Regions from separate parts of the Homo sapiens genome. Here region 1 is linked to region 2. Evidence: read pairs that join two places in POLR2A ChIA-PET (ENCODE). Cell type or tissue: HepG2. All regions are shown on one strand. Each heading gives the region's core, and the rest is flanking DNA. Links, peaks and the distances in the headings are about the cores only.

Region 1 (5,388 bases), core at 304-5,303, 68 kb after region 2:
ACACTAATATTATATTTTCCAAAGTGAAAGGTTTCATGTAAACTATCTTCCCATTAATCAAACACATCTAATTCTCAAATATTCTCATAGCTACTGAACACTTTTCAGCATTCAAGAAATACTCTACAGTAATACCTAGCAACCTTTTTTAAGCCTAAGAATCTTTTCTTGAATTTATATAGACAAAAAGCTGTGTTTACTCTGGTTAAGGTAGCCAAAGCTGGGAAGGGCAGGTAGGGAAGGAAATTCAATCCTTCTTATGTCTTTGTCAGTCACTTCCCTAGTCCATTTGCAAGGTCTCTGCCCACTCTACTCTGCATTAACCCTCAGCAATTTAACCCTCAGCAATTATAGCACATAAAATTTTAAAGGTCTTATCCATCCAACCATCCATCCATCCATCCATCCTCCATTTCTATTTATTGTACTTACATAAGCTAAATATAGGCATATGTTTGCATTGCTACAAATTTATTTCACATACACATTTATATTTATATACTTGCCTGTGCTCAACATTAAATTATCTATGTAGTTTATCCCTAACCATTTTTTAAAATATTTGGCCATTTCTCTGGGTTTATGCCTACATTACCACCACTCAGCCACTGTGGGTGAAGAAATACAAAGCAATTCTCTAATAAATTTAAGCGAAACATAATTCTGAGTTGTGAAACATATATGCTTCCTTGTCCCAAATTCAAATGACAGGTTTTCACTGCTTAGTGACATCTGTGCCATGAAGTTCACAATCCTATCTAACAGACAATGGACAATCACTGGGCTTGTGACTAATTCTATGTCTGGACTAAAATATGGAGGTTTGGGTACCTTGCTCGAGTGAGATCCAGAGGCTTGGTAGCTGCTTGCCTGATCTGACAGCCATTAAAGTACAGTGAGTCTCCATGGGCGTAGGGGGCCAGCTGCCCACAGCCACTTCCTATGACTCCACCTTGAATGGTCTCCCAGTTTGCCTCGGTGACTCTTGCGGACTCAAAATTATCTTTAATATAACTGGGAAGGTCGTGACTGAAAACAGAGCAGTCATCACCTAGAGGACAAGGAGCAGTCACAGAAATTAAGTGGACCAACCAGAGTCATTCAAGATTAAGAACAAGTATTCAAGTTCAGGTTTAAGTAGTTGTTACTGTAAGAATGGCAAAATACAAGGAACTTAAACAACTTTACAAAAAAAAAAAAGCCAAACAACCCCATCAAAAAGTGGGTGAGGTTTTGAACAGACACTTCTCAAAAGAAGATATTTATGTGGCCAACAAACATATGAAAAAAAGCTCATCATCACTGGTCATTAGAGAAATGCAAATCAAAACCACAGTGGGATACCATCTCATGTCAGTTAGAATGGTGATCATTAAAAAGTCAGGAAACAACAGATGCTGGAGAGGATGTGGAGAAATAGGAACACTTTTACACTGTTGGTGGGAGTGTAAATTAGTTCAACCATTGTAGAAGACAGTGTGGTGATTCCTCAAGGATCTAGAACTAGAAATACCATTTGACCTGGCAATCCCATTACTCGGTATATACCCAAAGGATTATAAATCATTCTACGCTAAAGACACATGCACACTTATGTTTATTGCAGCACTATTCACAACAGCAAAGACTTGGAACCAACCCAAATGTCCATCAATGTTAGACTGGATAAAGAAAATGTGGCACATAAACACCATGGAATACTATGCAGCCATATAGAAGGATGAGTTCATGTCCTTTGCAGGGACATGGATGAAGCTGGAAACCATCATTCTCTGCAAACTAACACAAGAATAGAAAACCAAACCACCGCATGTTCTAATTCATAGGTGGGAGTTGAACAATTAGAACAGATGGACACAGGCAGGGGAACATCACACACTGGGGCCTGTTGGGGCAGGGGGCAAGGGGAGGAATAGCATTAGGAGAAATACCTAATGTAGATGATGGATTGATGGGTGCAGCAAACCACCCTGGCACATGTATACCTATGTAACAAACCTGCATGTTCTGCACATGTATCCCAGAACTTAAAGTAGAAAAAAAAAAAGAGAAATATAACAAAATCCAGGAAAAAAAATGAATGTTGTTACAGTAAAAAAAAAAAAAAGGCAAAATACTAAGTAGATACAGATTCCCAAAGTAAATGTTTTGTTTTGGCAATTATTGGCTTATATTGTTGGAAAAAAAATCCAATTTTCTTTGAGTCAATGTTTACTAAAACACGTAGTGCTCATGTCCGTATTTGCCGTGTAAAACTGTTGTTTAAATACCACAGCATCTGGCTGGGCCTTGAATGTTTACCAATGGTGGGTCTCAGTAGTGAACTCTCACCCTGGTATGAGAGGCCTATCTAATTTCTTTTTTCCTAGCATGATTTGTTGTAGAAAATACAGGTTAATGTACACTTGATGATTCTTAAGAGCAGTGTCTATATTTTAACTCGTTGGATTCCAGCACCTAAAACAATATTTAGCACATATAAGATATTCAGTAATGGGTGGGGCGTGGTGGCTCATGCCTGTAATTCCAGCACTTTGGGAGGCCGAGGTGGGAAGATCACCTGAGGTCAGGAGTTCGAGTCCAGCCTGACTAACACGGTGAAACCCCATCTCTACTAAAAATACAAAAGAAGATGAGCTGGGCATGGTGGCATGTGCCTGTAATCCCAGCTACTCAGGAGGCTGAGGCAGGATAATCACTTGAACCCAGAAGGCAGAGGTTGTAGTGAGCTGAGATCACACCACTGCACTCCAGCCTGGGCAACAAGAGTGAAAACTCCGTCTCAAAAAAAAAAAAGATATTCAGTAATGAAGCTGGGATAAATAAATAATGATAAAACTGCAAGTGTCTCTAAGAGACCACTGAACTGAATTACTGGCATTTAAGTAAGATATTATATTAGCAAACGTGTATGTGCTTGCATTTCCCCTTGATTTAAACAGTACATTTTTTCTACATGTCCTTAATAGTTTCAAATTAAGGTTCAGGAGAGAGGGCAAATTCCAGACATCGAGGACTTCTTGTGAGACATTTGATTCACTCATTTGACTAGAGTTAAAATTCTCCAGCTAATACAGTGACAGACCCAGCCGGTCTCAGTGACAATGACACCAGGGGAGAAAGGAAATGGCTAAGTAATTTCTAACATCAGAGATGTGCAGCAGTCTACATTAATCATATCCATTTGATTTCAATTCAAGGAAACAACATCAACCAAGAAATCTAAATAGATCCGACTCCAGAATTCAAAAACATGGATTCTTACATTGTATATCTGGGGGAAATTGTGTTAACTCTGCTCCTCCTTGGATAAATCTCTCAGCCATGAGTGACAGCAAGGCTGATTGGAAAGAACAACTTGACTAGTGGTCTTTCTGATATATGCTGGCTGTGTGACCTTAGGCAGGTCATTTAGCCTCCCTGAGTCTCAGTTTCTTTGCCTGTAGCATGGGAATAATTATATTAACCATAGATAACTGATGGGGATATCATAGATAATAAGCGACTGAAGAATAAGTTGGTGTATACTATGTAAATAGTAAAGCATAAGACAGTGTTAAGGATTAATTCAAAGAAGATTTATTAGCATTGCTATCGGCCAGGTATTAAGCTATGAGGATATAGAATGTTAACTATGGAAAGCGAACTTTGTAATGATAGAGGCTGAAACCTGTTAGAAACATTGGATCAAAGGAAAGCAGGCCTGCATACCTTCTAACAGACCAACAGAGCAATTTCCTGTGATGTGAAGGGTCGAGTAGATACTCTCTGCCCTGGATATATACTCAACCTCTAGAAACTCAAGGAGTGAAAATGTATTTCTTTGAGTCATAAAGGGGTGTGTGTGTGTGTGTGTGTGTGTGTCCGTGTCACAGTGACCTGGAAACCAGAACATTTTGAGTTTTCAGCTACATCTTAGGAGAACAGTGGCAGCTGCTGCTGGAAGAGGCTGAGGAAGGAGGGATACTGGTCAAGTATGTAGGCACAGGCAGCTAGGCCAGGAAGGAGGGAGGCCCAGAAGTGGAAATTAAGTGTTGGGGCTGTGGGCAGGGGCAGGGAGTTATATGAAAGACAGAGAATGTGAGGTACTATACCATATCCTGATTTAGCATATCTGGATTTATATGCTTATATATTTATAGAATGTCTGGAGTAGATTTCATTTCTATATTTTAAAAAATGCCTTCAGGAATATTGCATAAATCTATGCTTAATAATTTGTCCCAAAGTTAAAGAGTGACCAAGGAGTGTGTCATGAATCTCAGATCCCTCAGGCTGGAGTTTCTATCCATTTCCTAGTGGACTTTTGTATATATGTTAAGATGAGGAGAACCTCTTGGTCTCCTCTATCAAAGTTGGCAGCCTGGGATTCAGACCTTGGAAGCTCTCGTCGCAGATGCAGATGGCACCGGTCGTGCAGTATCCGTGCCCGCTGCAGAGCTTGGGGCAAGCCTCTCCAATGTACACGTGGTCAATTGCCCAGCTTTGCTTCTCAGTTTCTTCTCCCTTCTGGATCCAGCGGAACTGTGTTGCACTGAAAGAACCACAGAGAGCAGAAGGGATTCAGTAGGTTGTTACTTCCATGGCTGCATCCTGCCTCCAGCCTCTGGGAGAGGGGACTATTTGTGAGAAAAGGGCTTCCCAAATGTCTTCCTGAAGCACCCTGCTGGCAGAGGTGAGAGAACTTGTATTTCTTAGACTCTGGGAGTATAACCCAAAATGCCATTCTGGAAGCTTGTATCTTCTCTGAAAATTTCATGTGAATTTCCTATTCTAGTCCATAATAAATCTGTGTACATTTTTCCTACACAGGTGTATCGTTTTCCAAATCTTTGAGTAAACCGAATGCTGCTCTAGGAAGATTGCACTCCATTGTATTTATCCTGCAGCTTTGTGTAACCTGTCAGCCCTGCACACCCAGCTGGTATTTGTATCTGGATGAGAAGCGCAGCCTTTGGGAAGGCAGAACACTGGGGCAGAACTGGTGCCAACACCAGTCTTGGATTGGGGTCTGTCATTCAGGGCCTGTGATTGAGTTTGGTACATGCTATGGTATTAAGTCAAAGGAAATCTGAGATCTCTGAATCATTTACAGACACACTCCAATTTCCTCCTGGAACATGCAGTTGCCATTTGGGGGCATGGGTTGGTGAGAGGAGGGAGAAAAGGAGGGAAGATGGGAGAGGGCACCAGGGCTGCATGTAAAGCTCTGCCTCACACTGTCAGTTGTTTTCAGCTCACTGCATGAACTCTGTAGAGAGGCCAGATAATTTCACAAAGTTTACCTTAATTTGCAACCTACCTAGAGGAGACATGGTCAGGCAGCTGGATGGTGATTCTTTTCCAGCTTGAGCTGTTGACAGAGTTGTAGATGGTGGCTTCATGGAA
Region 2 (5,388 bases), core at 270-5,269:
GATATCTCTAGCCCCTACCTCTCTTTTGGGCTCACCATATATTAAATACAAACATGAAATATCTACTTGTCTATCTCACAAGCATCTCAAATTTAACATAATCAAACTTACTCTTCAATCCTATTCCTGTCATCTTATTATTTTTATTTTTTGAGATGGAGTTTTGCTCTTGTCACCCAGGCTGGAGTGCAATGGCATGATCTCAGCTCACTGCAACCTCTGTCTCCCAGGTTCAAGCGATTCTCCTGCCTCAGCCTCCCGAGTAGCTGGGACTACAGGCATGTGCCACTATGCCTGGCTTATTTTGTATTTTTAGTAGATATGGGTTTCACCATGTTGGTCAGTCTTGAACCCCTGACCTCAGGTTATCCACCCACCTTGGCCTTCCAGTGTTGGGATTACAGGTGTGAGCCACCACACCCAGCCCTGTCATCTTTATTATGTCTGCAATTGGCACCTCCATCCCTCAGGTGGTTGAAACAGCAACCTGGAAGTCATTCTTGACCATCCCTCCTCTTCACCATCCCCACACATCCAACCCATCAGCCTTAAAGTTGTTGTTGACACACCCTCCTCCTTCTTTCTAAATTAATCCAACAGCCAGTTTTGCTGATCTCACCTACAAAATGTATCATATGTCTTTCCAAAGTCTTTCCATTCTTACAGCCACCATTCTAGTTCAAGATGGAAGAAAGTCAGCTGGTTGAAAATAAGTTTGCAGAATGACTGTGAGAATTCAACTAGGCAGAATCCTGAGGAGTTCTTTGAGTGTGAGCTTGCGTGGTTGTCAGCAGTCATTCCTGCAGCTCCGTCAGTCCAGCTTGACTGAATGTCAGTTTGACTTCTGCTTCCTGTTTCAGATACTGGGCCCTTATCCGCTCCTCACCCTGCCCTTGCCCCTGCCTTTGAATCTGTCCCTTTCTCTGTTCTTGGGGTGATGGCACCAAAATGATTGTGGGAATCTGTCCCAAATCTGCTTTAAGATTTTGTATAATAGATTTAATAAATATGGTAAATCAGTCACTTGGAAAATAAAAAACTCAGCTAATTGATCATTAGGGGAAGTGATTTGTTTTTGACAAGTTATTTTTTTGGAAACTGGCTAGAAGGGAATTGATTTTTGGCCAGCTGACCTACAGCTGTTCAAGCCATTATCACCTTTGCCTACCATGAGCTGCTGTCACCTCTACCTGGTCTCCTCACATCCATTCTGGTGCCTCTCCCACTACCCAAATCCATTCCCCCCACAGCAGTCTTCAGTGACCTCTTACAAAGTGATATGGTTTGGCTGTGTCCCTACGCAAATCTCATCTTGAATTGTAGCTCCCATAATTCCCATGTGTTGTGAGAGGGACCGGATAGGAGGTAATTGAATCATGGGGGCGGGTCTTTCCCATGCTGTCCTCATGATAGTGAATATGTCTCACGAGATCTGATGATTTTACGAGGGGCAGTTCCCCACACAAGCTCTCTCTTGCCTGCCACCATGTAAGATGTGACTTTGCTCGTTTGCCTTCTGCCATGATTGTGAGGCCTCCCCAGCCACATGGAACTGTGAGTCTATTAAACCTCTTTTTCTTTATAAATTACCAAGTCTCAGGTATGTCTTTGTTAGCACTGTGAGAAGACTTATGCACAAAGAAAACCTAAATAAAAAGTAATGCTGATAGCTTTTCACTGTACTCAGAATGAAACCCAAAAATGGCCTAAGAAGACTCTGCAGGCCTACTTCTGCCCACCTCGCCTGCCACTGCCCCCTGCTCCCTCACACTGCTGGAACACTGCTTTTCCATTCATTCTTTGTACCATACCCAATTCTTTTCCTGCTCAGTGCCTTCACACATGCTATTCCTTCTGCCTGAAATGCATTTTCTCTCATTCTTGACCTGAGTCAGGTCTCAGCTCAAACCTCATTTCCTGGATCCACTATTTTTTTTTTTTTCCAATAGAGTCTTGCTCTGTTGCCCAGGCTGGAGTCCAGTGGCACGATCTCAGCTCACCGCAACCTCCACCTCCCAGGTTCAAGTGATTATCCTGCTTCAGCCTCCTGAGTATCTGAGACTACAGGCACATGCCACCATGCCTGGCTAATTTTTATATTTTTTGTAGATATGGGGTTTCACCATGTTGGCCAGGCTGATCTCGAACTCCTGACCTCAGGTGATCCACCCACCTCAGCCTTCCAAAGTGCTGGGATTACAGGCGTAAGCCACCACAGCCGGCCCTAGATCCACTATTTTTATTTCACAATACCTTATATTTTCCTCCATTTTGCTTATCATTATAATTAAAATTTTTATATGTGCTTTTTTCTGCTTAGCAATCTCATGCCTTGATTGGATGGTTAGTGAGCTCCATGAGGACAGTGAGCCAGATAGGTGCCTAATAGACATGTACTGTTTAGAATACATGAATAAATTAATGAATAAGTTAATGAATATTAAGTTCTTATATCACATATAAAACCACAGAGTTGCTGCAATATACTACAGGAATTTAGCATATCATGGTCCCTTGTAATTAGAATATGGACTCAGAAGCCACAAACCTTAACAACAACCATAACAACAAAATGTTTCTTGAGTGACTGACTTAGCAAGTGGTAAGATAATGCCCAAGCAGTGTACTGATCTGCAAAGTAGTAACACCATTTTCTACTATTAATATCCCTGGAGCTTTTTTTTTTTTTTTTTTTTTTTTGAGACAGGGACTCACTCTGTCTCCCAGGCCGGAGTGAAGTAGTATGATCATAGCTCATTACAGCCTTGAACTTTGGGGCTCAAATGATCCTCCTATGTCAGCCTCTTGAGTAGCTGAGACTACAGGCATGCCCAGCTATGTTTTTTGTTTTTGTTTGTTTTTGTTTTGGTAGAGACAGTGTCTCACTTTGTTGCCCAGGCTGGTCTCCAACTCCCAGTCTCAAGTGATCCTCCCACCTTGGCCTTCCAAAGTGCTGAGATTACAGGTTTAAGGATTACATGTTTCTGAAGAATACCTTTAGATAGGTAAAGGTTACTAGAAAGATATGATAAAAATTATGAATTTGCAATCATGATGAAATAAACAGAAGGTCAAGCAATTGTTTGAGGACAGCAAGGGGGGAAAGAAAGAAAGATCTACTGACCTTGAGGAAGCTGAAGCACCCCTGTGCTTATGCCTGAGACCAAGTCACCCAACACATATTCCTTGAATTTGTATGCTGGCAGCCATTTAGTTATGGGTAGGAACATATAAATGATATTTCTTATTTTTTTAGGAGTACATCTGAAAGGACAAAGACAGACAGAGATAAAGTTATAAATGAGAAACATCTCTGTAGAATTCAAACCAAAGCATTTTCCCTTCCTTATTCCCAGGAGCAATCTGGAAAAATTTCCAATTGGTGATTCAAGATGTTGCCAAACAGGGTAGGAGTCAGGGATAGGGAAAAAAAGAGAGTGGGTGGAATATTCCTGGGAGACAAAAGATATTTTCAAGGTGGGTGGAGAATTAGAAAGCATGTTGGTTATGTTAACATTTACACAGAAAAAAGGCATAGTAGGAATTCAATAAATATGGTGAAATTCATGATGAAGCCTGTGTGCAAATATCTAACGCTGACTGAACCTCGTGAACAGCTTTGCAAACCATGATGGCTCAGCATTCATTTTTCTCTCCACTTCACCAAACAGATTTTCTTTACACATTTGACCTTGCGCCTCTCATAACTGAATGATACAATAACAGAAACAGGTTAAAAGGCAACGTACGTGAATGCCTGTTTCAGCTTATCCGCAATGGAATCAGGAACCTTGTCCTTTGTGTGTAGTCTTTCCTGGAGGACCGGATGACTAAAGATAGGCCTTTCCACATAGTACCTCTGGGTTGCTGCAAGGATTTCATTTTCTTCAGCATGATCCATAGTACTCTGAAATTATTCCTTAACAGCCGGAGACAAGCATTTCCTGAGTGTCACTAGGGGAAAAAAGAAAAACTCCATTTTACTTGCCAAAATCCTACTGATGACTTTTCCTAAGCATCTCTTCTTTGTGGTGTTCCAAGTTCTTCTGAGGCTTTCTTTGGACGCCCCAGAGGACCTAATGTATTGATCTGTATATAGGAGGCAGTAATTAATGAAATCAAAATCAATTAAAAAAACGTGACTTATTCCCTCCCAGAGTAATAAATGGTTAATGTGTGTACTTTTAACAAAAGCTCATATTAAGTGCAATGGCTAAATACTAGTCAGTTCCCTCTAGGTCCACATAAGAGGAATTGCAAATTAGGTCAATTTTGACCAGCTATATGTCAAGGAAACAGAAAAAAAGAGTACGATCAGTCCTTAAATTGACTCAATGTTTCTTAAAGCTATATTAGCCTCATTTCCAATTCTATATTTATGGTTGATTACTCTTTAAATTATTCTATGGTTCAGAGTTTAGGCTTACATGTCTGTTTGAGGCAAGTTGCTGGTGACCTTTGTGAAAGGCAGTAAGTTAAGAACATCAGCACACTATTCTAATATTGTTTTGAAGTTGATTACATTGTCATGTTTTTGATTATTAGAATGACTGATAGTTTTTTTCATTGCTACACAGTGATACCACTTATATGAGTAAAACAATGATTAAAGAATAAAAATACAACATATTTGTGCATATGGAGTTGTGTACAAGAATGTTTTCTGCAGCCTTATAACAGTGAAAAGTACTTGTATGCAGTAAAAAATACATTTTGGTATATTCATAAATTTAATTCTATGTAGTAATTAAAAGAAATGCACTAAATTTCTGTGTCATCATCAATACATCTCAGAGGCAATTTTCAACAAAAATGTAAGGCACAGTTGAATACTGAGAGGATTCAATTATTTAAAGTTTAAAAACATAAAACAATAGTATATGTTATTACATATATTTGTAGTAAAAGTATAAAACCACTCATGACAACAATAAATACTGAGATCAGGATGGTGTTACCTCTAGAGAGAGGGAAATGAGACTAAGAAGGGATAGTAGAGGGCTTCTACTAACTGTATCTGCAATGTTTTAGTTTGTAAAAAAAAGAACTGGCACAAAGACAGCAAAATGTGAAGATCTGATTATGCTGCTTAGTAAGTAAACTGGTGCTTGTTACATGATTGTACTTGTCTGTACATTTGAACTATATACCTCATAATAAAATATTAAATGCACAACAACTAAAGCCAGTATTCCCAAATGAAGGAAGTTAATGGCAGAGCAGGCAGAGGTTAACATGAATGCATGGTTAAGTGCTTGTGTGGTGACTGTGGAATTGTGAGGGCTACTAATGTTGGTCAATACAACTCCTTCACAGTGAAAACTCAGGTTTTCATCAAAATGAAATCACATTCAAATTGAAATCAAGGCCAGGCATGGAGGCTCACAC

What was found. Peaks named below come from ENCODE experiments on the same cell type or tissue, not always from the same donor. Only the 100,000 strongest peaks of a DNase experiment are listed, where the experiment ranks them.
Region 1: POLR2A ChIA-PET joins it to region 2 with 5 read pairs; 3 of 35 experiments call an interaction of 5 or more read pairs at or near these places.

The regions. Positions count from the first base shown.
Region 1 is chr7:103,485,366-103,490,753 of GRCh38, forward strand. It overlaps RELN (reelin), which reads right to left. Exons shown (of 65, transcript NM_005045.4): 59 at 5,303-5,388; 60 at 4,377-4,534; 61 at 832-1,051. All of the region lies in intron 2 of SLC26A5-AS1 (SLC26A5 antisense RNA 1), which reads left to right. Among named protein-coding and RNA genes, the nearest start is that of SLC26A5, 42 kb to the left of the region's middle. RefSeq lists an enhancer at 4,314-5,388. In HepG2, for the core only: no CTCF peak of the experiment used is centred there; a DNase peak (open chromatin) is centred at 2,286.
Region 2 is chr7:103,417,614-103,423,001 of GRCh38, forward strand. SLC26A5 (solute carrier family 26 member 5) reads right to left here. Exons shown (of 20, transcript NM_198999.3): 3 at 3,750-3,954; 4 at 3,125-3,264. The coding sequence starts at 3,901. Among named protein-coding and RNA genes, the nearest start is that of SLC26A5-AS1, 25 kb to the right of the region's middle. In HepG2, for the core only: no CTCF peak of the experiment used is centred there; no DNase peak of the experiment used is centred there.